4 separate regions of the Homo sapiens genome follow, and regions 1, 2 and 4 are each linked to region 3. The links are chromatin contacts, found by Hi-C or POLR2A ChIA-PET in ENCODE. All regions are on one chromosome and are shown on one strand. The core of a region is the stretch at or near the end of the contact, and the rest is flanking DNA. Distances in the headings are between cores, read along the strand shown. Region 1 holds the start of ECSIT (ECSIT signaling integrator). Region 2 has its middle 25 kb from the start of ZNF627. Region 3 holds the start of ZNF700 (zinc finger protein 700). Region 4 holds the start of ELOF1 (elongation factor 1).

Region 1 (6,984 bases), core at 3,081-5,580, 400 kb before region 3:
ACAGAGTGAGACCCTATCTCAAAAATAAAAAAATAAAAAATAAAAAGCACTCTGGCCAGGCGCAGTGGCTCATGCCTGTAATCCCAGCAATTTGGGAAGCCAAGGCGGGTGGATCACAAGGTCAGGAGTTCAAGACCAGCTTGGCCAAGATGGTGAAACCCCGTCTCTACTAAAAATACAAAAATTAGCGGGACAGGGTGGCGGGCGCCTATAATCCCAGCTACTAGGGAGGCTGAGGCAGGAGAATCACTTGGACCTGGGAGACAGAGGTTGCAGTGAGCCGAGATTGCACCACTGCACTCCAGCCTGGGCAACAGAGTGCAACTTCATCTCAAAAAAAATAAATAAATAAAAATAAACATAAAAAGCACTGCAATGACTTTCATATGCACCTAGGATTAAGACCTTAATTTAAATTTTCAGGGCCAGGCTCGGTGGCTCATGCCTGTAATCCTAGCACTTTGGGAGGCCATGGTGGGAGGACTGGTTGAGCCCAGGAGTCCAATACCAGCCCTGACAACATAGCCAGACACTGTCTCTATAAAAAAATTTAAAAATTAACCAGGCATGGTAGTATACACCTGTCTGTGTTCTCATTCCTTGGGAGGCTGAGGTGGGAGGATCACATGAGCCTGGGAGGTCCAAGCTACAGTAAACCAAGTTCATGCCACACACTCCAGCCTGAGCAACACAGCAAGACCCTGACTCAAAACAAAAAAACAAAAACAAAAACAAAAAAACTACAGCTACTTAAAGTGTGTTCTAGGGACTGGCAGTGTCAGCAACATTTGGAAGTTTATTAGAATAGCAAAATTTGGCCGGGCATGGTGACTCACGTGTGTAATCCCAGCACGTTGGGAGGTCCAGGCCAGCTGATCACCTGAGGTCGGGAGTTCGAGACCAGCCTGACCAACATGGAGAAACCCTGTCTCTACTAACAAAAAAAAAAAAAAAAAAATACAAAATTAGCCGGGTGTGGTGTATGCTTGTAATTCCAGCTACTTGGGAGGCTGAGGCAGGAGAATTGCTTGAACCTGGGAGGCAGAGCTTGTAGTGAGCCAAGAGCACACCATTGCACTCCAGCCTGGGCAACAAGAGCGAAACTCCATCTCAAAAAAAAAGCAAAATCTCGGCCCTATCCCAGACCTACTGAACTGGAATCTGCATTTTTTTTTTTCCCAGGCGGAGTCTTGCTCTGTCGCCCAGGCTGGAGTGCAGTGGTGCAATCTTGGCTCACTGCAACCTCCGTATCCTGGGTTCAAGCAATTATCCTGCCTCAGCCTCCCGAGTAGCTGGGATTACAGGCACATGCCACCATGCCTGGCTAATTTTTGCGTTCTTAGTACAGACAGGGTTTCACCATCTTGTCCAGACTGGTCTTGAACTCCTGACCTTGTGATCCACCTGCCTTGGCCTCCCAAAGTGCTGGGATTACAGGCATGAGCCACTGCGCCAGGCCCAAATCTGCATTTTAGCGAGTCCCTGGTATCTCCTGTGAGCATTAAAGTTTGAGAAGTGGTGATCTGTGTGCTGATGGCTCCCCAATGTTCACCTCAATCCCTGGGCCCCAGCCTTTATACCTAACTGCCACTTTGGCATATACCCAGCCATCTCAAACATAATTTGCTCCAAACTGATATCCTTGCTTAAACTTGATCCTCTCCATCCTATCCAATCGCACCACTACTACTGGCCATTCAGGCTACAAACCTAGGAGACATTTCTGAGTCCACTATGTCCCTCACTCTCCTATTCAATCCATCAACTAGTCTAGGTGACTACTTCCAAATCCATCCCAAATGCATCTCTTTCTATCTGAAGCCACCACCTCAATCTATGACTTGGATACCTATCAAGCCTCCCACTTTTGCCCTTCCTGCCTCCAGTCAGTTCTCCCCACTATGGCCAGAGGGAGCTTTTTTTTTTTTTTTTTGGAGACAGAGTCTCACTCTGTTCCCCAGGCTGGAGTGCAATGGCGCATCTCGGCTCACTGCAACCTCCGCCTCCCCAGTTCAAGTTGGTTCTCATGCCTCAGCCTCCCGAGTAGCTGGGACTACAGGTGTGTGCCACCACACCCAGCTAATTTTTTGTATTTTAGTAGAGATGGGGTTTCATCATGTTGCTCAGGGTGGTCTCGAACTCCTGAGTTCAAGCAATCCACCCATCTTGGCCTCCCAAAGTGCTAGGATTACAGGTGTGAGCCACCACACCCAGCCAGAGGGAGCTTTTAAACTAAAATTAGGCCAGGCGCTGTGGCTCACGCCTGTAATCCCAGCACTTTGGGAGGCTGAAGCAGGTGGATCACAAGGTCAGTTCAAGACCAGCCTGGCCGAGATGGTGAAAGCCCGTCTGTACTAAAAATACAAAAATTAGCCAGGTGTGGTGGCAGGCACCTGTAATCCCAGCTATTCGGGAGCCTGAGGCAGGAGAATCACTTGAACCTGGGAGGTGGAGGTTGCAATGAGCCAAGATTGTGCCACTGCACCCCAGTCTGGGCGACAGAGCGAGATTCCATCGCTAAATAAATAAATAAATCAACTAAAATTAGTGATTTCTGCCTAAAATCGCTAACGGCATATCACACTTAAAATCAGAGACTGGGCACACTGGCTCATGCCTGTAATCCCAACACTTTGGGAGACCAAGGTAGGAGGATCACTTGAGCCCAGGGATTCAAGACCAGCCTGGGCAACATAGAGAGACCCCATCTCTACAAAAAAATTAAGAATTATCCAGGCATGGTGGTGAATGCCTGTCATCTCAGGTACTCAGGAGACTGAGGCTGGAGGATCCTTTAAGGTCAGTAGTTAGAGGTTGCAGTGAACCATGACTGCACTTGTGAATAGCCACTGCACTCTAGCCTGGGCAACATACTGAGATCCTGTCTCTAAAAATAAATAAATAGCCAGGGAGCAGTGGCTCATGCCTATAATCCTAGTGCTTTGGAAGTCCAAGTGGGGAGGATCGCTTGAGCCCAGGAGTTCAAGACCAGCCTGGACAACATAGCAGGACACGATCTTTACAAAAATTATTTTAAAAAATTAGCTGGACCTGGTGGTGTGCACCTGTAGTTCCAGCTACTGGGAAAGCTGAGGCAGGAGAATCACTTGAGCCATGGAGTTTGAGGCTGCAGTGAGCTATGGAGTGCACTGCACCACTGCACTCCAGGCTTGACGAACAAGTGAGATCCTGTCTCTAAAAAATAAAAATAAATAAATAAAATCAGATAGGGTCTACCCCTCTAAACTCAACTCCTACCACTGGCAGCTTCAGCTACACTGTTTCTGAAAGAAACTAAGTTTATCCCATCTCAGAACCTTTGTACTTGCTTTTCTCTCTGTCTAGAGCTTTCTTCCTCCAGATCTGCCCACAGCTGTCTCTGGTCATTTCAATGAAAGGTCTTCTTTGACCATCTCCCATTCCCCACATTCTAAAAGCCCTCATCACCCTATTAATTTTTGTTTCGGAGACAGGGTCCTGCTCTGTTGCCCAGGCTGGGGTGCAGTGGCACAATCACGGCTCACTACAGCCTCAACCTCCTGGGCTCAAGCAATCCTCCCACCTCAGCTTCCCGAGTAGCTAGGACTACAGGCGTGCACCACTACGCCCAGATAATTTTTTGTAGAGAACAGGGTCTTGCTATGTTGCCAAGGCTGGTCTCGAAACTCCTGGGCTCAAGCGAAATTCCCGACACCATTAACGCATTTTTAGTAACTTATCAGTATCTGAAATCACCTGTTTCGTTTATTTCTAATTTGTTCAAAGTCTGGTTCCCCCAGGAGATGAGAGATTTTTATCTATCTTCCTCATTGCTGTGTCTCCAGCACCAAGGACAGTGCCTGGTATATGACAGATGCCTAACGAGTAACAACTGAACGGAAACAAGCCTCAATTTCAAAAAAACACCTATAAATCTGAACCCCGAGGTATGGTGTACGTACAACAGCTTTGAAACCGGCTGCCAGGATTCTGGGTCTCTTGGGGGAAAAAGGCAGACGCGGATTCCAAATCCTGCCCGGTTGCCGACTTGCGGCGTGACCTCTCGCGAGGTCATCTGCAAAATGGGAGACTGGGGGCGTGAGGCGGCTGGCACAAGACAGGCGGCCTTTCCCAGCGCGTCCCCGCCCCCACTACGAAAGGTCATGGCGCCCTGGCCCTGCAGCTGGGTCCCTCCAGGGCTGCCCTCTCGCGCTGCCGGGTCCTGAAGGGCCCGCCTGCAGCCCAGCAGTTCGCGTTCGCCTACCCGCGCGCGACCTACCTACTCACGCGGCCAGCCGCGGACTCCAGGCCAGCTCTGTCTTGTTGCTGGGCGCTGCCATATTGGCCCAGAGAGCGTCCGGGTCAGGGAGCTCCAGGGAGGTAGCAAATCAAGAAAGCTGGTGTAATAGGTCCCGCCCACAACGCGAGGTGGGCCAATAGGAAGGCGGAAGGATCTGGGACCCGCCTCATAACGAGCCAGGCCCAGCCTCTAATGAGGCAAGACGCACTCCAGACCTGGGAACCTTGAAATGGCCCGGGAGGCTGGACTTGGGAGTCATAGTCTATGAATCCAGTCGCAGGCCCCAGCGGCTGAAATGAGAAAATGAATTAAAAAAAAACAAAAAGTGAAAGGGGGCCGGTACGGTGGCTCATGCCTGTAATCCCAGCACTTTGGGAGGCCAGAAGTTCGAGACCAGCCTGGGCAACATAGCGAGACCCCCTTATCTACAAAAAATTTAAAAATTAACTGGGCATGATGGCGCATGCTCATAGTCCCAGCTATTCGGGAGGCTGAAACGGGAGGATCGCTTGAGCCCTGGAGGTCGAGGCTACAGCGAGCCATGATTGCACCCCTGCACTCCAGCCTGGGCAACAGAGTGAGACCCTGTTTCTAAAAATAGTAATAATAAATAAATAGGGCAGGGCGCGGTGGCTCACGCCTGTAATCCCAACACTTTGGGAGGCCGAGGCCTGCGGATCACCTGAGGTCAGGAGTTCGAGACCAGCCTGGCCAACATGATGAAACCCCGTCTCTACTAAAAATACAAAGTTAGCAGGGCATGGTGGTGGGTGCCTGTAATCCCAGCTTCTCGGGAGGTTGAGGCAGGAGAATCGCTTGAACCCGGGAGACGGAGGTTGCAGTGAGCCAGGATAACACCACTGCACTCCAGCCTCAGCAACAGAGCGAGACTCTGTCTCAAAAAATAAATAAATAAATAAAAATTAGTGGGGCGTGGTGGCGTGCTCCTGTGATCCCAGCTACTCGGGAGGCTGAGGCACGAGAATTGCTTGAACCCAGGAGGTGGAGGTTGCAGCGAGCCGATATAGCACCACTGCACTCCAGCCTGGGCGACAGAGTGAGACTCCGTCTCAGTAAATAAATAAATAGGAAGGCCTCAGTGAGGTGTCCTTTGAGTAAAGGCCGGAGGAAGTGAGTGAGCCATCTGGATATCTGGGGAACGCTTTTGGCACTGGGAACAACAGCAAAGACTCTGTGTGGTCGGAGTGGAGTCTTTGGAGGAAATGGGATAAAACGAGGTGAGATTGAGTAATGGGGGCTCCTGGTCTCCCCCAGAAAGCACCAGATTTAGGCTGTTAATAACTAAGGTGGATAAGCACATAAAATGGGCTATTGGCAATAACAGTGTCCCCCGGGAAGGAAGGCTATCTGCCCTCATAAGCCCATTTCTGCAGTCCCTCAGCCTCTGTGGCGCAGTGAGCTGGCATGGAGACTAGGATGCAAGAACCTACCCTTAGGATGCCTCAAGGACTCTGCGCAGCCGCAGGACATCCACCTCATCAGAACTCTTGTGATTGGGCAATCTGAGAAAACCTGTAGCCAATCAGCTGCTTGGCTGGAGCACTCCTCTCTGGCAAGTTGACAGGCACGTGGGCAGCGGCTGGGAGCGCTACTGCCCTCTGCCAGGCTCCCGCAGCTACAAGCAAGCAGAGTCAGCTCTGCTTAGCTGGGGAGTGGGTAAGATGATGGGGTCGCTGACCTGGCTGTGGCCTTCAGAGTTATTGGTGTCCTTCTCTTGAGGTGGTCATGGCTTTTGTTTTCTTATTTATCCTTCCAGAACTAGTCTTTTAATATTTTATTTTATTTTATTTTATTTTATTTTTGGAGACGGAGTCTGGCTCTGTCGCCCAGGTTGCAGTGCAGTGGTGCAATCTCAGCTAATTGCAACCTCCGCTTCCCACATTCAAGCAATTCTCCTGCCTCAGCCTCCCGAGTAGCTGGGACTACAGGCGCATGCCACCATACCCGGCTAATTTTTGTATTTTTAGTAGAGATGGAGTTTCACCATGTTGCCTAGGCTGGTCTCCAACTCCTGGGCTCAAGCAGTCCTCCCGCTTCAGCCTCCCAAAGTGTCAGAATTACAGGCATTAGCCACCGTGCCCAGTCATTATTATTATTTATTTATTTATTTATTTTTTGAGACAGAGTCTTGCTCTGTCGCCCAGGCTGGAGTGCAGTGGCACGATCTCGGCTCACTGCAAACTCCGCCTCCTGGGCTCACGCCATTCTCCTGCCTCAGCCTCCCCAGTTGCTGGGACTGCAGGCGCCCGCCACCATGCCCAGCTAATTTTTTTGTATTTTTAGTAGAGACGGGGTTTCACTGTGTTCTCCAGGATGGTCTGATCTCCTGACCCCGTGATCTGCCAGCCTCGGCCTCCCAAAATGCTGGGATTACAGGCATGAGCCACCATGCCCGGCCTATTATTATTATTTTAAAATAGAGATGGGATCTTAATATGTTACCAAGGCTTGTCTCAAACTCCTGGGGTACTGCGATCCACCCATCTTGGCCTCCTAAAGTGCTGGGATTATAGGCATGTGCCACCACACCAGGCCAGTAGTCTTTTAAAAACAAGTAGGTACAGGCCGTGCGCGGTGGCTCACGCCTGTAATCCCACCACTTTGGGAAGCCGAGGCGGGTGGATCACGAGGTCAGGAGATCAAGACCATCCAGCCTAACAAGGTGAAATCCAGTCTCTACTAAA
Region 2 (6,835 bases), core at 4,273-6,772, 300 kb before region 3:
CAGTGGTGCGATCTCAACTCACTGCAACCTCCACCTCCCAGGTTCAAGCAATTCTCCTGCCTCAGCCTCCAGAGTAGCTGGGATTTCAGGTGCACACCACCACACTCGGCTAATTTTTGTACTTTTAGTAGTGAACGGGGTTTCACCATGTTGGTCGGGCTGGTCTCAAACTCCTGACCTCGTGATCCACCTGCCTCGGCCTCCCAAAGTGCTGGGATTACAGGCATGAGCCACCGCACCTGGCCAGGTTGATTGATTTATGTTCAGGGAAGCAAGATGATTCTCTGTATTTGATGCAGTGATGAGGTAAACTTAATTCTAAACTTGGTAATCATAACTGTTCTTATCCAGAAGGGAAAAGGAATGGAGTGGAGGTAAACGTAATTCATGAGAAATACCACTCAGTCATATTAGTGAGAAGAGGGGAATTTGGGTCATGTTTATGATTTGGAACATGCTGTCTTTCACCAGTTTTAAAGACATGGTTACAGAATGCCCTTTTTTTGTCTTGATTCATCATAGCCACCTAGGAGCATGGTCTCACATTGCTGGTGTCTGACATGTTTCTCTCCAACAGCGTAAGACTTGGCCTTGCAGTGAGCGGAGGCTGGCTCCTGGACTTGTGGACCTGTTTTTGCCTTACTTATTCTCTGAACACTGAAGTATTTCCTGTGATGTACTGGACACTGTTTTCCATTATGTACCTCAGTTAAAATATGTAAATTTACTTCTTAGCAAGCTGTATAATACTTTTAAAAAGCTCCTTTACGAGTCTAATGAGACTAATATATTTATGCACATTTTCTGAATGCAAGCCTAGGAAGGGAACAAAGTCAGCATCAATATTCCAACCAAGCCTTTCTTGCTCCAATAATATGCTTTTGTTTTTGTTTTTGTGTTTTTGTTTTTTTAGACAAGAGTTTCACTCTTATCACCCAGGCTGGAGTGCAGTGGTGCAATCTCAACTCACTGCAACCTCTGCTTCCCGGTTCAAGTGATTGTCCTGCCTCAGCCTCCTGAGTAGTTGGGATTACAGGTGCCCACCATCACACCCGGCTAATTTTTGTTTCGTATTTTTAGTACAGACAGGGTTTCACCATGTTGGCCAGGCTGATCTCAAACTCCTGACTTCAGGTGATCTGGCCGCATCGGCCTCCTAAAGTGCTGGAATGGATTACAGGTATGAACCACTGTTCCTGGCATATATGCTTTTGCTTCTAATTTATCAATAGGCCTCTTATGCCAGCACTACAGAGTAAAAAGCAACATGCAAAAGTCAGCTTTTTGTCTGTACACTTCCACGGAACAATCCAATCACTTCGTTGAAGGTGTCCAGCAAGCTCTTGTTGAGAAAATCCCTGTTGAAACTTCTCAGTGTCAAAAGCCCAGGTATCACAGGATAGAGTAGCAATCAGCAACCAAACCATGACTGTATGTGGAGATGACATATTCAGCCCCAGATAATGTATTCACATGAGTGAAGGGTGGAGTCATTGCCTGTCAGATTCTACAGTCATTTGGATTAGAGAGGGCAATACAGAGTTAGGTGCTACTGAATCCAACCACTGAGTCCTTCTCCCTTGAAGGCAACACCCACAGTGATAGTGTGGGCCACAGAGTAGAAACCCCACCATCAACACGACTCCAAATGTGATTTTGCCCGGGATGCAGGTGCTGTGTTGGGATGCAGGTGCTGTGTGGGGATGACCAGTGAAGGTAGGGGACACTGGAAGCACAGGGTGAGGGAGATGAACAGGACACAGCTGAGCCTGATTATTGGCCTTGACTGTGGGAGTATCTTGATGCTTCACAAACACCCCAGAGAGGACATTGTAGCACAGGCCCAAAGAGTGTTCATAAACCAGAGGGCCACCACTTTTGGAAGGCAGTGATGTGGCTTTCTGTTTGAGTCCTGATGCTCTGTTGACAGCATACACTGTTCTTCATCTGATTAGAAAAGCAATGCCGGCTGGGCGCAGTGGCTCACGCCTCTAATCCCAGCACTTTGGGAGGCTGAGGTGGGCAGATCACCTGAGGTCAGGAGTCCGAGACCAGCCTGACCCGCCTTGGACCTATTGGACTGAACAAACGGGAGCAAACACAGGAATAAAAGACAAGAGACAAAAGAGTATATTTGGAAGAAGGGGTTGGGGGGCACCTTGCCTCTAGTGGACAAGGGCCCCGAGCTTTACACAGCCCTCTGTATTTATTAGACAAAAGAGCGAGAAAAGCGGGGGGTGATTGTTGGGTAATTGTCAGTTGGCCATTTGGTTCACACCAGGCTTGTGAGACTGCATCCTTTGGACAATAGGCACTAATTTTCTCAGTAGATAACTTCAAGGAGCCCAGTGCCAGGGAGTGATGTCCCTCAGCAAACCTTTTGGTGGCAGGGCAGTGAGTTTGCCCACATCCTGCATTCATGATAAACAGTTTGCTGTTTGATCCCATATAGACTCCTGCGGAATGCTGAGTTGGTCACGTCCCACGGGCCTTCGGCTCCCTGCATATCCCCCTTTTTGTTTATGTATTAATTGAAAGAATGTAAGGCCAGGCTGAGCAGCTCTCATTGTCCGATTGGCGGTCCATCTGATTTTACAGAAAACATAGCATTAGAACTGTGTTGTGACTCTGTTAGGCCTTCTCTCTCTCTTTGCACCCAGGCTCAGCTGGCTCATGGCTCGTACTGGAGGGACCGGGCCCATGGTTGGCCACCCTGGGTTCCTCCCGTCTCCCGTTCATGGTCGCACACACCTTGAGGGCACCCAAACGGTGTGCCCATCTCCTGTAGAAACACAAGCATGCTCTCTTCCCCATGTCAGTAAATCCACCGGACTTTTCCATTGTCCTTCTTCCAGGGATTTCCATAACACTTTCAGATAAACTTTCCTCTTTTCCTCTAACACTTGTCAATGTCTTTCTGCTGGAGTCTTACCATCCGGACCAGGAGCCAAAAAAATTTAAAGTAAATAAAAATAATAAAAAGTTCTGATTGAGGTGGTAAGTGGCCTCCTATACCCCCTTTTTGTTTTTTCAACATGTGTTGTAATGTTTGATGTGCCTGCTCTATAATGCCTTGTCCTCTAGGATTATAAGGAATTTCTATTTTATGGGTTATAGCCCAAAGCTGTAAGAAATTTTGAAAAGCATGGCCAGTATAAGTGGGTCCATTGTTAGTTTTTAATTGTTTAGGTATTCCCATATGAGCAAATGATGACAGATGATGTCACCATACATGACCAGCTGTCTCACCTGTTTGGCATGTAGCATGCAGCATTTGAGAATAAGTGAAATAAATTAAGCAGTTCTGGGTCTAGTGTACTTTTAACTGTAGCAGTTTCTACGCGACTGGCTACATTTACAACATAAGCTGAATCACAGACAATGTTGATAGGATCTGAAGCTGTGAGCTGTAAAACCTGAATGACTGCAGTTAGCTCTGAATGTTGAGCTGAAACCCCAGAGGTCGTTATTGTTTTGGGACCTTTTTGGAATCACAAATACTGGAGAATTCCAGGGGCTAACTGACTTTTCTTTTTTTTTTTGAGACAGTCTCGCTCTGTCGCCCACGCTGGAGTAAAGCTCTGTCTCCCGGGTTCATGCCATTCTCCTGCCTCAGCCTCCCAAGTAGCTGGGACTACAGGCGCCTGCAACCATGCCCAGCTATTTTTTTTGTATTTTTAGTGGAGACGGGGTTTCACTGTGTTAGCCAGGATGGTCTCGATCTCCTGACCTCGTGATCCTCCCGCTTGGGCCTCCCAAAGTGCTGGGATTACAGGCGTGAGCCACCGCGCCCGGCCTGCTAACTGACTTTTCTATATGTCCTGTGTTCAATTGCTCTTTTACCAACAGATGAAGTTCATCTAGCTTCTTTTGTGATAGGGGCCATTGATCCACCCACACAGGTTTGTCACTGAGCCATTCTAATGGTAAGGCAGTGGGCAAAGGAGAAATATCAAATATCAATGACCCCCCCGTCAGAAATCCTTGTGTCCTAGCCCTTTTCTATCTGTTTTTCCAGTTACTGATATCGGGTTAGGATTTCATTGTAGAAATTTCCCTAAACCTTTTTCACTCTGATATCCCATGTTCTTCAACATTTTAAATCCTGGATTATCAAAGTTTTCATTTGTAAGTCTCCTATCCCATGCTGTAAGTCTCGACCCCATAAATTGATGGCTATATTTGCAACATAAGGCTGCAAAGTCCAGAGCAAGCTTAAAGTTGTAAAAGTTCTTTAATAAATAAACAGAGTAACCTGATAGGACGGGCGCGGTGGCCCACGCCTGTAATCCCAGCACTTTGGGAGGCCGAGGCGAGCGGATCACGAGGTCAGGAGATCCAGACCATCCTGGCTAACACAGCGAAACCCCGTCTCTACTAAAAATACAAAAAATTAGCCGGGCGCGGTGGCAGGTGCCTGTAGTCCCAGCTACTCGGGAGGCTGAGGCAGGAGAATGGCGTGAACCCGGGAGGCGGAGCTTGCAGTGAGTGGAGATCGCACCACTGCACTCCAGACTGAGCGACAGAGCGAGCCTCCGTCTCAAAAATAAATAAATAAATAAATAAACAGAGTAACCTTAGCTCTCTGAGTGCTAGTAAACTCAGATCGAGTGATTGAATTATGTGGTCTCTACTAGCCTGCTGCTTTTCCATGTTTACCAGACCCATCAGTAAACCGTGTTAAAGCCTTAGGTATGGGGGAGTGAAATACCGCTTCGAATTGCCTTTTACTTAAACGAATCCTGATGATATGAGGGTCATAACTTAGCATTTGGACTGCATTAATCATTAAGATTGCTAGCTGAAATAGTAATAAGTTTAAAAAGAAAATCTGAACGCGTCTCTAGAAGCAGAGACTTAAATGATATACTTTAACCATGTGCTTAAAACCACGGGCGGAATAGCTTAAATCTTGTAATTGAGTTTTTGGGCTGACCAAGTTTATGGACTTTAATCTGGCAAACAGTCTTGAAAACAGTGACTCACTGGCTGGGGAACTCAATTTAGGACTCTTTTAGCAAGTACAAATCACACTATCTGTAATCAGTGGGTAAGACAGTCATTCATGCATAAGTTTTCACTACACTTACAACTTTTCTTCACTTTCTGAGAAGGACACAACATTTTTACCTTCTAATTTGACAAATATCATTTAATTAGGTTTAAAGTTCTCCTTTAAAGGGTAATGTGTGGTTTTACATGCCTAGCTTTTAATTACTCATTAATGAATTCGTGGGCCCTCTGTAATCTCTTTCCCTTCAGAGGTTACTGTTTTACTTAAATTGAATTTGGAAAGCTACCTTAGGGGTAGGAGAGAGATAACAGTGGCCATTATTAGAAAAGAGGTTTTTCAAATTCTTACATTTTACTTAAATCTTAGCAGAGAATCATAGTCTGGGACGTACGTAACACATGAACTTTTGCTATGGGCTGCTCACAGAGCCAGAGGGCTGCGGTGCAGGTCCTTGGCGGCGGCCGCATTGTACTTGCTCAGGTTTTGCCTGTGTCTGCGCCGCTCCCTCCCTCCTTTGCCGGGGGTGGGGCATGCTGCCAGCCTGGGCGGACCTTGTGGGCTTGGTCGCTGCCAGCTTTTCTGCTGCTGAACCTTCTATTCCGCCCACCGCTTGCTTGGTCGCGCGGTTTCGGCTTCTAATGCCTTTTTTCTTTCTTTTTTTTTGAGACGGAGTTTTTGCTCTTGTTGCCCAGGCTGGAGTGCAATGGCGCGATCTCGGCTCACCGCAACCTCCGCCTTCCAAGTTCAAGCGATTCTCCTGCCTCAGCCTCCCGAGTAGCTGGGATTACAGGCACTTGCCACCACGCCCGGCTAATTTTGTATTTTTAGTAGAGACAGGGTTTCTCCATGTTGCTCAGGCTGGTTTCGAACTCCCGACCTCAGGTGATCTGCCCACCTCAGGTGATCTGCCCGCCTCAGCCTCCCAAAGTGCTGGGATTACAGGCATGAGCCACCTCGCCCGGCCTTTCTTATCTTTTTACAGACATACACCTGCTTGCCTTGCCGATTTTGCATTACTGAGCAGGTTAAGAGCTCTCCTTCTAATGCTGCCTGCTCAAGACAGGGACTGATAGCTGTAGCGTATCCTCTGTCCTTTTTCCTATCTATTGGAGGAGGAGGCTTAGGTAAGACCTCTGTTTCCTCTTTGTTATTTTTGGCCCAGTGATATTGGGGCTGAGGGAAGAGAAGGTGATAAGGCAGGTGACGTTTTCTCCTCCTTCCTCTTTTTAGGCTCTTCTGTGTGTAAACTGAGCCAGGACTGCTCTAATTAAAGCCCATAACGTTAAAGATTTTACTGGGACCTGATGCCTTTGCACCTGATGTTGTTCAAGATTTCTCCCCACTCATTCCCAGAGTTCTAAGCCTAGCGTTCCTTCTTCCGGGAACCATGGGCTTATGTACTCCATTATTGACCACACTAGTTTTTAATTCCTTCAACAACTTAAATTCTAGTGGGGTGTGTTCATGAATAAACTGCTGTGGATTATTTGAATCGGGCCTTACGGAAATAGGAAAAGTGCAAGGTCCTAAGGGCTCTCCAGCTATGGCAGCAGAGCATAAAGTTGTTTGTTTTGGGGTCTCTATTTCTGCTACTGAAGGAGGCAGTACAGATGTTTCTGCGATTGGAGGAGGCGGTATAGGCCAATTTTTATCCTCCCTCACCTGTTTTTTATTTTCAGTTGGCGCTGTGGGTGGGACAACAGATTCTTTCAGATTTTTAGACTCAGCCTGCTGTCCCGCAGAATAATAAGGAGCTAATGGCAGAAGTACAGTATGAACTAAACTCCAAGTGGAGAAAACTGAAGAATCAACTTTAAAACC
Region 3 (7,311 bases), core at 2,757-5,256:
AAACATTGGACTCAGTGTCAGATAAATGCTCTCCAATAATCCAAAGACTAACAAATGTCTGGATTTCTTTTCTCCTTTTTTTTTTCTTTAAGAAACATAGTATGGCTCTGTTTCCCAGGCTAGAGTGCAGTGGTGGGATCATAGCTCACTGCAGAAACTCCTAGGCCCAAGGGATTCTCCTGCCTCAGCCTCCCAAGTAGCTGGGAATAAAGGCACATGCCACTATGCCCGGCTGTTTTTAAATTTTTTGTGCAGATGGAGTCTCACTATATTGCCCAGGCTGTTCTTGAACTCCAAGGCTCAAGTGATCCCCCTACCTCAGCCTCCCAAAGTGCTGAGATTACAGTCATGAACCAATGCTCCCAGCCCTGAAATGGAAAATTTCTTTTGTTTGTTTGTTTGTTTGTTTGTTTGTTTTTTGAGACAGAGTCTCACTCTGTCATCCAGGCTGGAGTGCAGTGGCATAATCTCGGCTCACTGCAACCTTCCAACTCCCGGGTTCAAGCGATTCTCTGCCTCAGCCTCCTGAGTAGCTGGGATTACAGGCACCTGCCACTACGCCCAGCTAATTTTTGTATTTTTAGTAGAGACAGGGTTTCACCATCTTGGCCAGGCTAGTCTTGAACTCCTGACCTCAGGTGATCCACCTGCCTCGACCTCCCAAAGTGCTGGGATTACAGGCATGAGCCACTGCGCCCGGCCCTGAAATGGAAATATTTCAAAGGGAAAACATCTAACGTTCAAGTTATTATCTATAGAGCAGTTAACAGGAACTATCATTTAGGGTCCATCGTGAGGCAGAAATTTAAAAATAATAAGTACTGAATTTATTTACTCCAAGAAAAGTAAAAGCTAAGGCCCAGAGTGTGGCAAGGCAAGGGTTAAAAAGAAAAAAGAAAAGCACAAGTTTTCCTCTGCCTAGCAGCTCACTTCCAGGACCTTATCAAGAAGATAACGATGTCCAAATAGCCAAGGCCAAAGGAATGGGCTCCAGACACCCCTCCCTTCCAGAGCAATGTTGAAGGAAAAAAAAAAAAGAGACAGATTCTTTTACTGTTACTCTTTTGCAAGTCTTCTTAAGCATTATTATGTTTTACAAATGTCTGTATTTAGCCAGTTCTTGTTTTTCTTTCAATGCAGCTACAAGGACACTGGCTATGCAAGGTCATAAATTATGTTATGCTATAGATTACATGACCTGTCACTGTATGATTAACTGCTTTTGTTTGGCATCTGTAAGACAGCGTATAAAAACCCCACTTTGTCTTCGTTCAGTCCTCAGCTTTTTGGATATGAATCGTCTGAGCCAGTGCGTACCTAAAATATAAACAAATCCTCCTGTACTCCATATTGGTCTCTCCTTCCTCAGTTTACCACAACAATGGGATTCTAGGACACTAGGTATGAAGCAAATATGAGGAAGTTCAGGGAACAAGCTGACTTAATGATTAATGCTGAAGGTTCTGCAGCTTGGTTTAAGTTTTCTCCTCCCATCCTCCCTGATGAATTTGATAAAGTTTAAAGGGATGGTTTCACCAGGGGCCTTTTCCATTGACTGCAAGGAGGTCATCCGCCTGGTAAATCCTCAGTAGGCCAAGCCTCTTATGTGGCCAGAATGATCCAGTCCATAAGGAAATACCACCTGCTGTGTTTTACAATTAGACCATCCAAGGGGGTCAGGGTTTCCCCGGGGAGTCTGGTGGGCTTTTTATGGGTTTTTTTGTTTTTGATTTTTTTTTTTTTTGAGACAGTGTCTTGCTGAAGTTCAGTAACCTGATCACAGCTCACAGCAGCCTCAAACTTTGGGGCTCAAGTGATCCTCCTGCCTCAGCCTCCTGAGTAGCTGTGATTACAGGTACACACCACCTCTCCTGGCTAATTAAAAAATAGATTTATGGAGATGGGAGTGTCTCACTTCACTGCTCAGGGTGGTCTTCAACTTCGGGCTTCAAGTGATCCTGCCACTTTGGCCTCCCAAAATGTTGGGATTGCAGGCATGAGCCATGGCACCTGGCCTCCCAGGCTGTTGTTGAAAGGTCTTTGCAATCTCTAAGAGTTCTGCAGCAGTTTATTCCCTGACAGCGAGAGTCTCATCCTTTGATCCCATTTTGCAGCAGTAGTTGGGTGTTCACTTTTCTTTCCATAAGGAAGCAAGCTTGCCAGTGACCCTCATCCCCCTCCTCATCGATGACTTCTTTGTCATCAGAGCCTTCCTCTTCATAAATTCCCACGGAATCCAAGTTTTCACGTCCCGATTGGGCTTAGTTATGATAGCTACTGGCTCACACAAGCTGCAACAGCACCCCGTCCCATGGAAGCCACCCGACTCTCTCCTCCCTGAGTTTCCTGTCCTGGGAGCCCCCATCTCTGCTCTCCCGGGCTCCGGGCCCTAGAGCCGCACTGCTGCAGAGCCCAGTTCCCAGGGCAGCTCCCTCCACCTATCCACATCCATCTCCAGCTCTCCACCCTCTCTCCCACCAGCCTGGCCTGGAGGTGCTGCAGTGTCATTGACTGCGAGTCCCTCAGCTGCCACCTCCACCGCGATCTGGAAGTCTTTCAAATGCCCTTAAGTTATCTTAGATTTTTCCTCCCCCACTTTATACATAAGCATAGGAGGAGAGCAGGGACTCTGCTGGTGTCTTATTTACACAATGGGATTGAAGGTGTTTGTCTCGCGAAACTAATCGATGGGGTGAGAAGTAGCTGAATAACCTGCAGGGGGCAGCAGAGCCCAAGGCCAGTGATTCCACGTTGAGGACAGTCTCTGCAGCCTGCAAAGGGAGGGAAAGAGAGTTTCCCTGGGGGCTTCGCGGGCAGCCCACCCCCTTCTACAAGTGGCCTCCAGCTGCTCAGAGCAGCTCCAGAAAGGGTGTGGATTCCGAGAAGCTGCAGAGCCCTGGAAAGCAGAAGACCCATGTGCAGACGCATTTGTGGCGTCTCTGTCCTTTCTGGTGTTGTACCTCTGGAGCTGTCTTCTGGGCAGGGTTTGGGGTTTGACATGCATGGGGTCGTTGGGGTCAGAGTTATTTGTATAGATAAAGAAAATGTGTGGCCGGGCGCGGTGGCTCACGCCTGTAATCCCAGCACTTTGCGGGGCCGAGGCGGGCGGATCAAGAGGTCAGAAGATCGAGACCATCCTGGCTAACACGGTGAAACCCCGTCTCCACTGAAAATACAAAATATTAGCCGGGCGTGGTGGCGGGCGCCTTTAATCCCAGCTACTCCGGAGGCCGAGGTAAGAGAATGGCGTGAACTCGGGAGGCGGAGCTTGCAGTGAGTCGAGATCGCACCACTGCACTCCAGCCTGGGCTACAGAGCAAGACTCCGTCTCAAAAAAAAAAAAAAAAAAAGAAAGAAAGAAAAGAAAATGTGTGAAGATCAGGCTAGAGCTAGAGACAGAATTGTTTGGTGGCGTCACCTGGATAAAGGGTTCATGAAGTTGACAGTTTACTTAGGTCAGAAACAAAACCTGGTGAGAGTTTCCTGCTGGTGAAAATGAAGATCTGAAAGGAGGAAGCATTTTCACAAGGGGATGGGGGTGTGTGAGCAAGGCTTGGCCACGCCTCATCCCCAATTCCGGCCCGCTCGAGGACATATGCCTCTCCTCCTGGTGCAGTCGTGCCTGGCCTGGTCTCGGTTCCCCTGCTGCTCTGAGGCCAGCAGTTGGCTCCTATGGACACTGAGTCTGAAATTCCCTGCACACTCCTGTGACCCCGTGCAGAACGAAGGAGCGGGGACTGTCCCTTGAGTGAGGATGACGCTAGTGTTCTCTTCTATCAATAGCAAGTTTGGCTGAAATGCAAATATCCAATAACCAGAGTGCAGAAAGCAGCTCGCCCTTAGAGAAGCTGTGGCTAGAATCCGTCAGTCTGGCTCTGCGGGGCCTGATACCCAGGGCTTCAGCTGTCACTCAGATGTGGGGGGCGGGACCTAGTATTTCATCCAATCAGAGGTGCTGGGGCGTGGCACTGCCCACAGTTCATCCGGAAATGGAGGGGGTCGCTTTCCTCACCTTCCTCGCTGCGCGGGCGGCGGTTGGTAACCGGTCAGACCAGCCCGAGAGGGACCTGGTGCCTGTACCCAGGCTTCTGTCGCTCTGTCGCCTGCGCTATGCCCTGCTGTAGTCACAGGAGCTGTAGAGAGGACCCCGGTACATCTGAAAGCCGGGAAATGGTGCGTGTGCGGGACCAGATGTCGTGAGACGGGGGAGGGGCTGCCTGGAACAGGCGGGAACCGGCTGTGGCGGGACCCGGGCCTCCCTGTGGGCGACTCCGGGGTCTGGGACCGAGTCCTCCTTGAGCAGTTCGGCCCTCGGTCCCCTTGGCCGCTGGACGGGGCTGGGCCAGCAGCCAGGACCCGGGCGTCCTGTCCCGTCCCTGCGCGGCGACTGCGGCCGCGGCCCCTGCCCCGGAGCCCTCTCTGGGCAGTTCCGCTCCCGCAGCCCCGCGTCTCCCCAGATTGTGCGGAAGCAACGGGAGGGTCATGGAGGCATCCTGACTCGGGTGTGGGGTTCGTGCGTGGGAGGAGCAGTGGTCTGTGGGGCCCCCAGTCCCCACTTTCTCCTGTTAAAAATTAAACTGAGGTACGTTAACAATTAAAGAGTTCATTTGAGCAAACAGCGATTCACGAATGAGAAACACCCCGTCCTGGGTTGTGGTTTGTCAACGGAAAAAGCCAAACTATGTAAAATAAAGAAGTTTATTCAGAGCCGAATAGGAGAGACCTTGGCCGAGGGAAACACAACCCCAAGCAGCCTGGAGTAAGTGGTCCCGAGGCGGCTCAAGACAGTTTGGTTTTATTCATTTCAGAGAGACAGGAATTGCAGGGAAAATGATGAATCAGTGCCTGAAAGGTGTAAGTTCCATTGGCAGAAAGGGTGGGACCTGTGGAAGGGGGGTTAGAAGGCACAGGTGGTTGAGGGATTCTGTAGGTGGCAGCTGGTTGAGAGTGTGAAGTTTGTCTAAAGTTTGGAGGAGGTAGGAAGGAAGGGGGTCTGTTATCTGCCACTTGATTCCATCCCAGCCAGAAAACAGACCTGTTTCTCTAGATTTTATGAATTCTGAGGCGTGACTTTACTTTTGCCTTGCGTGGCCTTAGGTTTTGTTTGTAAGTTAGTATCTTCTTGCCACAAGCAGTCTGTTTTTCCATTCTATCTATTTTTACATGAATGTGTGGGAGAGGGTATAAGGAGACCTGTCTCACCTCCCATCCTGTCATACAGAGGCACTCAATTTTCAGGGTTTTTTGCGGGTCCTGTTGGCCAAGAGCCGGTCACTTCACTTAGCTGGAAAGGTACTTTGTTTTTATTTGAGACGGAGTCTCCTGTCGCCCAGACTGGAGTGCAATGGCCTGATCTCGGCTCACTGCAACCTCCACCTTCCGGGTTCAAGTGATTCTCCTGCCTCAGCCTCCTGAGTAGCTGGGATTGCAGGCATGCACCACTATGCCCTCCTAATTTTTGTATTTTTAGTAGAGATGGGGTTTCACCATGTTGGCCAGGCTGGTCTCGAACTCCTGACCTCAAGTGATCCACCCACCTCAGCCTCCCAAAGTGCTGGGATTACAGATGTGAGCCATCTCGCCGGGCCAGAGGTATGTTTTTATTTTTAGTTTACCAGTTTAGGGGTAAGCTTTTATAAGTTACGTGAGGAGACAAACCAGATAAATGCTTGATTGGTTGCAGAGATGCAGTTGCCTTATTTGGACTTGTCACTCCGAAATAATAGAAAGGTCAAGATTTCAGTTGGAAGAGTTTATTCAAGCGGAAGGATAGCAGTGGCCCATTTGGGAAAAACACAGACTCTAGGGAAATAGACTCAGTACTCCAAAACTGGAAGTTAAGTTCTTGCTTGTATTACCAGGAAAAGAGGTCCTGATCAGACCCCAGGAGAGTTCTTGAATCTCACACAGGAAGGAATTCAAGACGAGTCACAAAGTGCAGTGAGAAGAGAGTTTATTGAAAGCTACTCTGGGCCAGCATGATGGCTTAGGCCTGTAATCCAAGCACTTTGGGAGGCCAAGGTGGGAGGATAACTTGAGGTCAGGAGTTCGAGACCAGCCTGGGCAACATAGTGAAACCCCATCTCTTCCAAAACTAGCAAAAATTAGCCGGGTGTGGTGGCCTGCACCTGTAGTCCCAGGTGTTCAGGAGGCTGATGTGAGAGAATCACTTGAACCCCAGAGGCAGAGGTTGCAGCCCAGCCGAGGATGTACCACTGCACTCCAGTGTGGGTAACAGAGTGAGACCCCATCTCAAAAACCAAAACAAACAGGAAAGAGGTCAAGACCAACCTGGCCAACACAGCGAGACCCTGTCTCTATTTAAATAAATAAATAAATAAATAAATAAATAAATAAATAAATAGAAAAGGAAAAAGAAAGAAAAAGCTTCTCTGTTTCAGAGTAGGGCATCCTCATACAGCAAGTGGAGGAACGTACTGTCTTTAAGTTTTTCTTATGTAGGGATCTTTTCTATGTAAAGAATAAACTACCTGTGCCTATGTGCATGTGGGCTGACAGCATCACAAAATTTATTACTCTGTTGATTTAAAGAAAACTATCCTTTACATTTTAGCACCCAAGTGCATTAAAACATAACTATAATTATCTTGAAAGCACATATTGTTATAGGTATTGGGACATCAGGACATTCTATTGTTGTGGGAGTGTAAGGATACTTGCAGGCATCTTCAGGCTGTTTTCTTCATGGGAAACATTTTGTGATCATGGGTTGTGACTGACAAGGAGTGTTTCTTGTTAGTGTCAAGATGGAGCTGAACTTAAATTGGTGTTACTCTGGCTCCCCTAGGCACCTGCTTCCCTAACACTTGTATAGGCAAAAGGCAAATAAATGTAACAGGATTATGTTTTCCATAGAAGGCTGATGTATGAGATACAACAATTTTTTTTTTTTTTGAGACAGTATCTTGCTCTGTGACCCAGCCTAGAGCAGTGGTGCGATGATGGCTTACTGCAGCCTTGACCTCCCCAGCTCAAGCACCTCCGCCTCTCAAGTAGCTAAGACTACAATTGCCCACCAGCACACCTGGCTAATTTTTTATTTTTTACAGAGGTTAGGTCTCGTTATGTTGCCCAGGCTGGTCTCTGGCTCCTGGCCTCAAACAGTCCTGCTTCCTTGGCCTCCAAAAGTGCTGGGATTACAGATACAGATATCAGCCACTGCACCTGGCTAACAACTTAATTCGTAATGGTTTACTTTTTTCCCCCAGAGCTTGTTTTCTTTTCTTTCTAGCTGGTTTTTATTTCCTTTTCAATTTAAGAGTGAATTTAACATTCCATCTGAAGACAATC
Region 4 (7,494 bases), core at 262-2,761, 370 kb before region 3:
CCCATCTCTACTAAAAATACAAAAATTAGCCAGGCATGGTGGTGCACGCCTGTAATCCCAGCTACTCGGGAGGCTGAGGCAGGAGAATCACTTGAACCTGGGAGGCGGAGGTTGCAGTGAGCCGAGGCACTCCAGCCTGGGCAACAGAGCAAAAAGCCCATGAGTTTAATTGTTGGATCCTCTCCTTTCTGGCTATACTCACCACATGAAGATTTCACCCAGTCTTAGGGCTTCATGCCTACTCTACACTGAGGCCACCTGCTTCTCCAGCCTTGAGTCTGAACTGCAGACTCTGATCTATCTGCCTCAGCCACACCTCCACCTGATGTCTAACTTCCACCTAAGATTAAACATATCATGTCCAAAACCAAGCCCCTGACATTGCAACCTGCTCTTCCAGTCTTCCTCATCTCAGCTAACAGCAATTCCATCTTTCCGGATAATCAAATCAGAAACCTTGGATTCATCCTCAATGTCTTTTTCCCTCACACATTCCTTATGCGATCCTCCCCCTGCCCCTCTACCTCTGAAATATAAATTAGCCGCGGCACCACGCCCAGCTAATTTTTGTATTTTTTGTAGAGACAGGGACCCACCATGTTGCCCAGCCTGGTCTGGAACTCCTGGGCTCAAGAGATACTCCCGCCTCGGCCTCCCAAAGTGCTGGCGTTACAAGCATGAGCCACCGTGCCCAGCAATAACCATTACTGAATAAATCACTCAATCAGTTTGCTTGTAACTCTATCACTTTGGGACGTCACGCCCGTAATCTCATCACTTTGGGAGGCCCAGGTGGGAAGATCGCTTGAAGCCAGGAGTTCCAGACCAGCCTGGGAAACAGAGTGAGACCCTTCATCTCTACAAAATTACAAAAATTAGCCTTGAGTCTGTAGTCCCAGCTACTCGGCAAGCTGAAGTGGGAAGCTTGCGCCCAGGAGGTCGAGGCTGCAATGAGCTATGATCGCGCCACTGCACTCCAGCCTCGGCGACACAGCAAGACTCACTCTCAAAAAAAAAAAAAAAAGTCCAAACAAAATCTACGGATGAGCCCCAGAAGCTCATTTTGCCCAGGGACTACAGTCTCCCCATCCCATGAATGGGGTCTGGCTTGCACAAGGAATGCAGAGGCCTCAGCCTGTCCTGTGACAACGTTAAGTCCAAGAGCGCCAAAAGGGGATGGCAGAGGAGTCATCCCCCGAATCTGCTGGTACCCAAGAGGTGGGGGGTTGGCTGTTCCTCCAGACTCACTAAAGCTTCGGCATCGCCTCCCGACGGCCGCCGGGAGGAGCCAGGCGTCCCGGTAGTCGCGCTTGGAAGGATGGGGTCGGGGGGAGTCAGTCTCCCCGACCGGCTTTCCCCCAAGCTCGAGGTCCCAGGAGCCTCCTCCAGGACCCCGTAAACGCACGGAGTAGAGGAACTTCCAGTCCTGCCCACCCCCAACGCCCACTCGCACGAGCCGCACCAGCACTCACCTTCTCCAGCTGCGAAAGCTCCGTTCACCCGGGAGATAGTGACTTCCGACTCCTGCCGGAAGCGGAAACCCCTCTCCTACTTTCAGGTCCCGGCCACCCCCATCCCGGACAGCCCAGCAAATAGGCCCTGCCTCCTTCGCCGCTCCTCTGAGCGCACGCGTACTCAAATAGCAGCGCTCCGACGGAGACGCAGTGCGCCTGCGCAAGAGCCGGTGCGTATTTGCCTGTACCTACGCGCGATGCCAGTACTTCTGGTCAGTTTCCAGGAGCGGCAAGTGAGGAATATGAAATAACCTTATGGCTGAATCAGGGTGAAGGGGAAGCTTGTAAGCATGGAAGACGCTCTACTCAAACTAAAAAGTTCAAGTTCTGATCCAGCAGATGAAGAGGGAGGCCTGAGAGGCTGCTGTTCTAACTCGCTCCCAGGTGACTTCCATGCTGCTGATCCGCAGACCACATTTTGAGTGCCCAGATTGTAGTAGATGAGGTTGAGTGGACAGGCTGGGGCCAGATTCCATGGAGCCTCGTGGGCCGTGTTAAGGATTTTTATTTTTTATTTTTGTTTTATTTTATTTTATTTTTTTGAGACGGAGTCTCACTTTGTCGCCCAGGCTGGAGTGCAGTGGCTCGATTTCGGCCCACTGCAACCTCCGCCTCCCAGGTTCAAGTGATTCTCCTACCTCAGCCTCCCGAGTAGCTGGGATTACAGGCGCCGGTCACCGCGCCCGGCTAATTTTTGTAGTTTTTTTTTTTTTTTTTTTTTTGAGTAGGGATGGGGTCTCACCATCTTGGCCAGGCTGGTCTTGAACTCCTGACCTCGTGATCCACCCGCCTCGGCCTCCCAAAGTGCTGGGATTACAGGCGCGATCCACCCGCCTCGGTCTCCCAAAGTGCTGGGATTACAGGCGTGAGCCACCGCGCCCGGCCAAGGACTTTTATTGGTTTTTATTTTTGGTTTTGTTTTTTTCTGAGACAGGGTTTCGCTCCGTCGCCCAGGCTGGAGTGCAGTGACGCCATATGGGCTCACTGCAACCTTAGCCTCCCGGGTTCAAGCGATCCTCCTGCCTCAGCCTCTTAAGTAGCTGTGATTACAGGTGCGCACTACCATGCCTGGCTAATTTTTGTATTTTTAGTAGAGATGGGGTTTCACCATGTTGGTCAGGCTGGTCTCGAACTCCTGACCTCAAGTGATCCATCCACCTCGGCCTCTCAAATTGTTGGGATTACAGGCATGAGCCACCACACCTGGCCTGAAAAAGATATTTCAAGATGGAGAGAGAGAGGGGTTAGCTGTGTCACGTGTCCCTGAGTTGAAGAAGATGAGGAAAGAGAATTGACAGTTGAGTTTGGCAAGGGTCTGGTCCCTGCGGACCTTGATAAGAGCTGTTGCATTAGAGTGTTCAGGAAGATAATTTGTAATGAAATGTATTTCGAATACAGATGCTCTTTGATTTACGATGGGGTTACATCCCGATAAACCTATCATAATCAAGTCAGGGGCTGTCTGTAGAGGGATCTCTAGGATATCCCCTAGGGGGCAGTGTTACCCTGGTAACCGTCAAGTGTAACCAGTAGAACTGCCCTCTTGTGAGACCCTTTTTCAGTGCTGGAGCAAACTAGAATACACACAGGATGGAATCATACTATACAGTTACCGTGCAACTTGCTATTTCCACTTAACCATCTATACACGTATACCTAACTTTTGTTTTTAGTAGCTACATGATTCATAGTGCAACTCTGCCATAGTATAATCAACGGTTATCCTACTGATGGACAATTCCTGGACTTTCCTGAGTTTTGCCACTGTGATGATGCAGTAAATGTCCCTGAATCAGTATCCTTAAGACTGGATCTTTAGTGAAGCATAGTTTTCAAAAAATGACATTTGTGAGTACAGTGTCTCACCCCAGTAACCCCAGCACTTTGGGAGGCCGAGGTGGGAGGACTGCTTGAGCCCAGGAGTTTGAGGCTAGCATGGGCAACATAGTGAAATCCTGTCTCTAAAAATAAAATAAAATAAAATAAAAAACAATAAATGATGGCCGGGTATGGTGGCTCACACCTGTAATCCCAGCACTTTTTTGTTTTTGCTTTTTTTTTTTTTTTTTTGAGACAGAGTCTTGCTCTGTGGCCCAGGCTGGAGTGCAGTGGCGTGATCTCGGCTCACTATAACCTCCACCTCCTGGATTCAAGCAATTCTCCTGCCTCAGCCTCCTGAGTACCTAGGATTACAGGTGTGCGCCAACATGCCTGGCTAATTTTTGTATTTTTAGTAAAGATGGGGTTTCACCATGTTGGCCAGGCTGGTCTTGAACTCCTGACCTCGTGATCTGCCTGCCTTGGCCTCCCAAAGTGCTGGGATTACAGGCGTGAGCCACGGCGCCTGGCCCATCCCAGCACTTTGGGAGGCCAAGACGGGTGGATAACCTGAGGTCAGGAGTTCAAGACTAGCCTGACCAACATGGTAAAACCTTGTCTCTACTAAAAATACAAAAATTAGCTGGGCATGGTGGCAGGCACCTGTAATCCCAGCTACTCAGGAGGCTGAGGCAGGAGAATCACTTGAACCCCGGGAGGCAGAGGTTGCAGTGAGCCGAGATCGCGCCACTGCACTCCAGCCTGGGCAACAAGAGTGAAACTCCATCTCAAAAAAAAAAAAAAAACAAAGACATTGAGTCACAGGATGTATATATCTTTCATTTTGTTCATGATTGCCACATTAGTTTTCTCTTTTTCTCTCCTTTCATCCCTTCCCTCTCTTACTTCCCTCCTTCCCAGCTTTGTTGGATGTAATTGACTGAACATGAACTGCTCATATTTAAACCATGCCTGGCCGAAATTGCATGTTTTGACATACAGGTATATCATTAAAACATGACCATAATCAAGACAATTATTTCCATCACCCTAAGAAATTTCCTCTTACCAGTAGCCGAGTGTGATGGCTCATGCCTGTAATCCTAGCACCTTGGGAGGCCGAGGTGTGCGAATCACGTGAAGACAGGAGTTTGAGACCAGCCTGGGCAACACGGTGAGACCCCTTGTAGTCTCCACTACAAATACAAAAATTAGCCAGACATAGTGGCACACGCCTGAAGTCCCAGCTACTAGCGAGGCTGAGGCTGGAGAATCACTTGAACCCGGGAGGCGGAGGCTGCAGTGAGCCAAGATTGTGCCACTGCACTCCAGCCTGGGTGACAGATCAAGACTCAGTCTTAAAAAAAAAAAAATAAGAAAAAAAAGAAATTTTTCTCTTGCCCTTTTGTGCTCTGTCCCCTACTCCAGCCCCTGGCCCTAACTGATTTGTTTTTGGTTCCTGTAACTTTGTCTTTTTCAGAAAGTCATATAAGCTGAATCATACAACGTGTAGCCTTTTGAGCTGGGCTTCTTTCCCCAGCATAAGATGTTTGAAACTCACTCATGTTCCCAGCATTTTGGGAGGCCAAGGCGGGTGGATTGCTTGAGGTCAGAAGTTCAAGACCAGCCTGGCCAACATGGTGAAACCCCATTTCTACTAAAAATACAAAAATTAGCTGGATGTGTTGGTGTGCGCCTGTAATCCCAGCTACTTGGGAGGCCAAGCCAGGAGAATCACTTGAAACCAGGAGGCGGAGGTTGCAGTGAGCCGAGATCACGCTATTGCACTCCAGCCTGGGCAACAGAGCCAGACTCTGTCTCAAAAAAAAAAAAAAAGAAAAAAAGGAACTCACTCGTGTTGTTGGATATGTCAGCAGTTTGTTTCTTTTTTGTTTTCTTTTGAGATGGGGTCTCACTCTGTCACCCAGACTGGAGTGCAGTGGCACCATCATGGTTCACTGTAGCCTCAACTTCCCAGGCTCCAGCAGTCCTCCCACCTCAGCTTCCCGAGTAGCGGGGATTACACCTGTGCACCACCACGCCCAGTTAATTTTTGTGTTTTTTGTAAAGACAAGGTTTTGCCATGTTGCCCAGGCTGGTCTCGAACTCCTGGACTCAAGCAATCCACCTGCCTTGGCCTTTCAAAGTGCTTGGATTATAGGCATGATTATTATTCAGTTGTATTCTGTTATATGAATGTCCCACACTTTGTTTATCTTTTCACCTGTTAGTGACCTGTTTTTTGCATTGTTGCCGGTTGTTGAACAATTATTAGAGCTGTTATGAACCATTTCTTTCATTTTGAGGGTGGCAGATGACACCACTCCAAAATATGCCACTTTGGCATATGGATTGTTTCAGCTAAGTGCACTTGAAAAACAGTAGGTGCAGGAAAAGCACTCTGACCTCCCTCTTTTCTCTGGAAAACGAGATAAACCCCCATATGGAAGATGCCCTCCCCATCCCAGGAAGAAAGTAAAATTCTTTTTAGACAGGGTCTCATCCTGTTGCCCAGGCTGGAGCGAAGTGGTGTGATATCCACTTCCTGCAACCTCACTGCAACCTCCACCTCCTAGTCTTAAGCGATCCTCTCGCCTTGTCCCCAAAATAGCTGGGATCACAGGCGCCCACCACCATGCCCAGCTAATTTTTTTGTATTTTTGGTAGACACAGGGTTTCACTAAGTTGCCTAGGCTGGTGTCCAGCTCCTGAGCTCAAGTGATCCACCCGCTTCTGCCTCCCAAAGTGCTGGGATTACAGGCCTGAGCCACCGCGCCCAGCCCTAGAGCGTACAATTCTTATCACCAGAAGACAGGGAGTCAAAGCTGAGGAAAAAATGTACAAACAAACCTTGTTAAATGAACCCTTATTTTTCTAGTTATTTTTCCACCATTAACTGCTCTAGCCCAAACCCCTTTGTCTTGTCACATTTTCATAATTTACTACCCTTTTAAAACTTTATTTATAATATTTATTTATAATTTTAAAATTTATTTATATATTTATTTAGAGACGGGGCCTTACTCTGCTGCCTAGGCTGGAGTACAGTGGCACAATCATAGCTGATTGCAGCCTCAAACTCCTGGGCTCAAGCGAAACTCCCACGTCAGCCTCCTGAGTACCTGGGACTACAGGTGCGTGCCACCCAGCTAATTTTATTTTCTGTTGTTTTAGAGATGGGGTCTCCCTGTGTTGTCCAGGCTGTTCTTGAACTCCTGGGTCCAAGCAATCCTCCCACCTTGGCCTCCCAAAGTGTTGGGATTACTAGTATGAGCCACCACGCCCATCTATAATTTACTACTTTTTTTTTTTTTTTTTTTGAGAAGTCTGGCTCTGTTGCCCAGGCTAGAGTCCAGTGGTGCGACCTCAGCTCACTGCAACCTTTGCCTCCTAGGTTCAAGTGATTCTTCTGCCTCAGCCTCCCAAGTAGCTGGAATTACAGGTATGTGCCACCATGCCTGGCTAATTTTTGTATTTTTAGTAGAGGTGGGGTTTCTCCATGTTGATTAGGCTGGTCTCAAACTCCCAACCTCAGGTGATCCGCCCACCTTGGCCTCCCAAAAGTGTTGGGATTACAGGCATGAGCCACCATGTCCATCCATAATTTTCTACTGTTTGTCTAATACAGTAAATAAGTGTTTGACTGTAACTGCTTCTTTGGGTCTTCCTTTTCAGGGCTCCCATGTCCCATAGAACTTATGTTAAATATATTTCTATGCTTTTCTCCTATTAATTGATCAAATGTCAGTTTAAGTCTTAGGCCCCGCCAGAGATCTAAGAGGGTAGAGGAGAAATCTTGCCTTCCCTCCACAGGTCTTTGTGTGGATGTTCATTTGCATCTTTCCCTGTGATTGCTTGCTTGCTTGCTTGCTTGATTGATTTTGAGACAGGGTCTCACTCTGTGGCCCAGGCGGAAGTACAGTGGCATGATCATGACTCACTGCAGGCTTGACCTCCCAGGCTCAAGTGATCCTCCCACCTTAGCCCCTGCCCCACCCTCTCCACCCCACCCTCTCAACCCCCTGAGTATCTGGAACTACAGATAAGCACCTCCATGCCTGTTTACTTTTTTATTTTTATTTTTTATTTTTGGTAGAGATGGGATTCACTATGTTTCTCAGGCTGGTCTTGAACCCCTAGGCTCAAGCAATCCACCCACCAT

Evidence for each region. A loop is a pair of places that touch in the nucleus more often than their neighbours do. ChIA-PET counts read pairs that join two places held with the same protein, here RNA polymerase II (POLR2A). Pooled maps may share reads with other maps.
Region 1: a loop to region 3 is called in a pooled map, with 7 times the contacts of the local background. The contact joins the promoter of ECSIT here to the promoter of ZNF700 in region 3. A Hi-C loop is called at or near these places in 1 of 37 single-sample maps with no recorded cell type and 5 of 50 pooled maps. POLR2A ChIA-PET finds 5 or more read pairs at or near these places in 1 of 52 experiments (GM10248).
Region 2: a pooled map shows a loop between it and region 3 (2.7-fold over the local background). The contact joins the enhancer-like site here to the promoter of ZNF700 in region 3. A Hi-C loop is called at or near these places in 1 of 37 single-sample maps with no recorded cell type and 4 of 50 pooled maps. POLR2A ChIA-PET finds 5 or more read pairs at or near these places in 3 of 52 experiments (PC-3, PC-9 and activated CD4-positive, alpha-beta T cell).
Region 4: a loop to region 3 is called in a map of GM12878, with 3 times the contacts of the local background. The contact joins the promoter of ELOF1 here to the promoter of ZNF700 in region 3. A Hi-C loop is called at or near these places in 1 of 168 maps with a recorded cell type or tissue (GM12878), 10 of 37 single-sample maps with no recorded cell type and 10 of 50 pooled maps. POLR2A ChIA-PET finds 5 or more read pairs at or near these places in 1 of 52 experiments (MCF 10A).

What each region holds. Positions count from the first base shown.
Region 1 is chr19:11,524,804-11,531,787 of GRCh38, forward strand. It overlaps ECSIT (ECSIT signaling integrator), which reads right to left and starts at 4,331. Exons shown (of 8, transcript NM_016581.5): 1 at 4,259-4,331.
Region 2 is chr19:11,619,274-11,626,108 of GRCh38, forward strand. It overlaps the pseudogene VN2R12P. Among named protein-coding and RNA genes, the nearest start is that of ZNF627, 25 kb to the left of the region's middle. RefSeq lists an enhancer at 4,365-4,865. Within about 2 kb of position 5,523, at least 13 of the 41 ENCODE cell types and tissues checked have a DNase peak (open chromatin) inside an H3K27ac peak, as active enhancers do.
Region 3 is chr19:11,921,101-11,928,411 of GRCh38, forward strand. ZNF700 (zinc finger protein 700) reads left to right here and starts at 4,007. Exons shown (of 4, transcript NM_144566.3): 1 at 4,007-4,173. The coding sequence starts at 4,111. It also overlaps a transcript of ZNF69 not described here. RefSeq lists enhancers at 1,913-2,703, 2,704-3,493, 3,650-4,222, 3,670-3,719, 3,770-3,879 and a silencer at 4,270-4,469.
Region 4 is chr19:11,557,719-11,565,212 of GRCh38, forward strand. It overlaps ELOF1 (elongation factor 1), which reads right to left and starts at 1,512. Exons shown (of 4, transcript NM_032377.4): 1 at 1,473-1,512. RefSeq lists an enhancer at 2,836-3,130.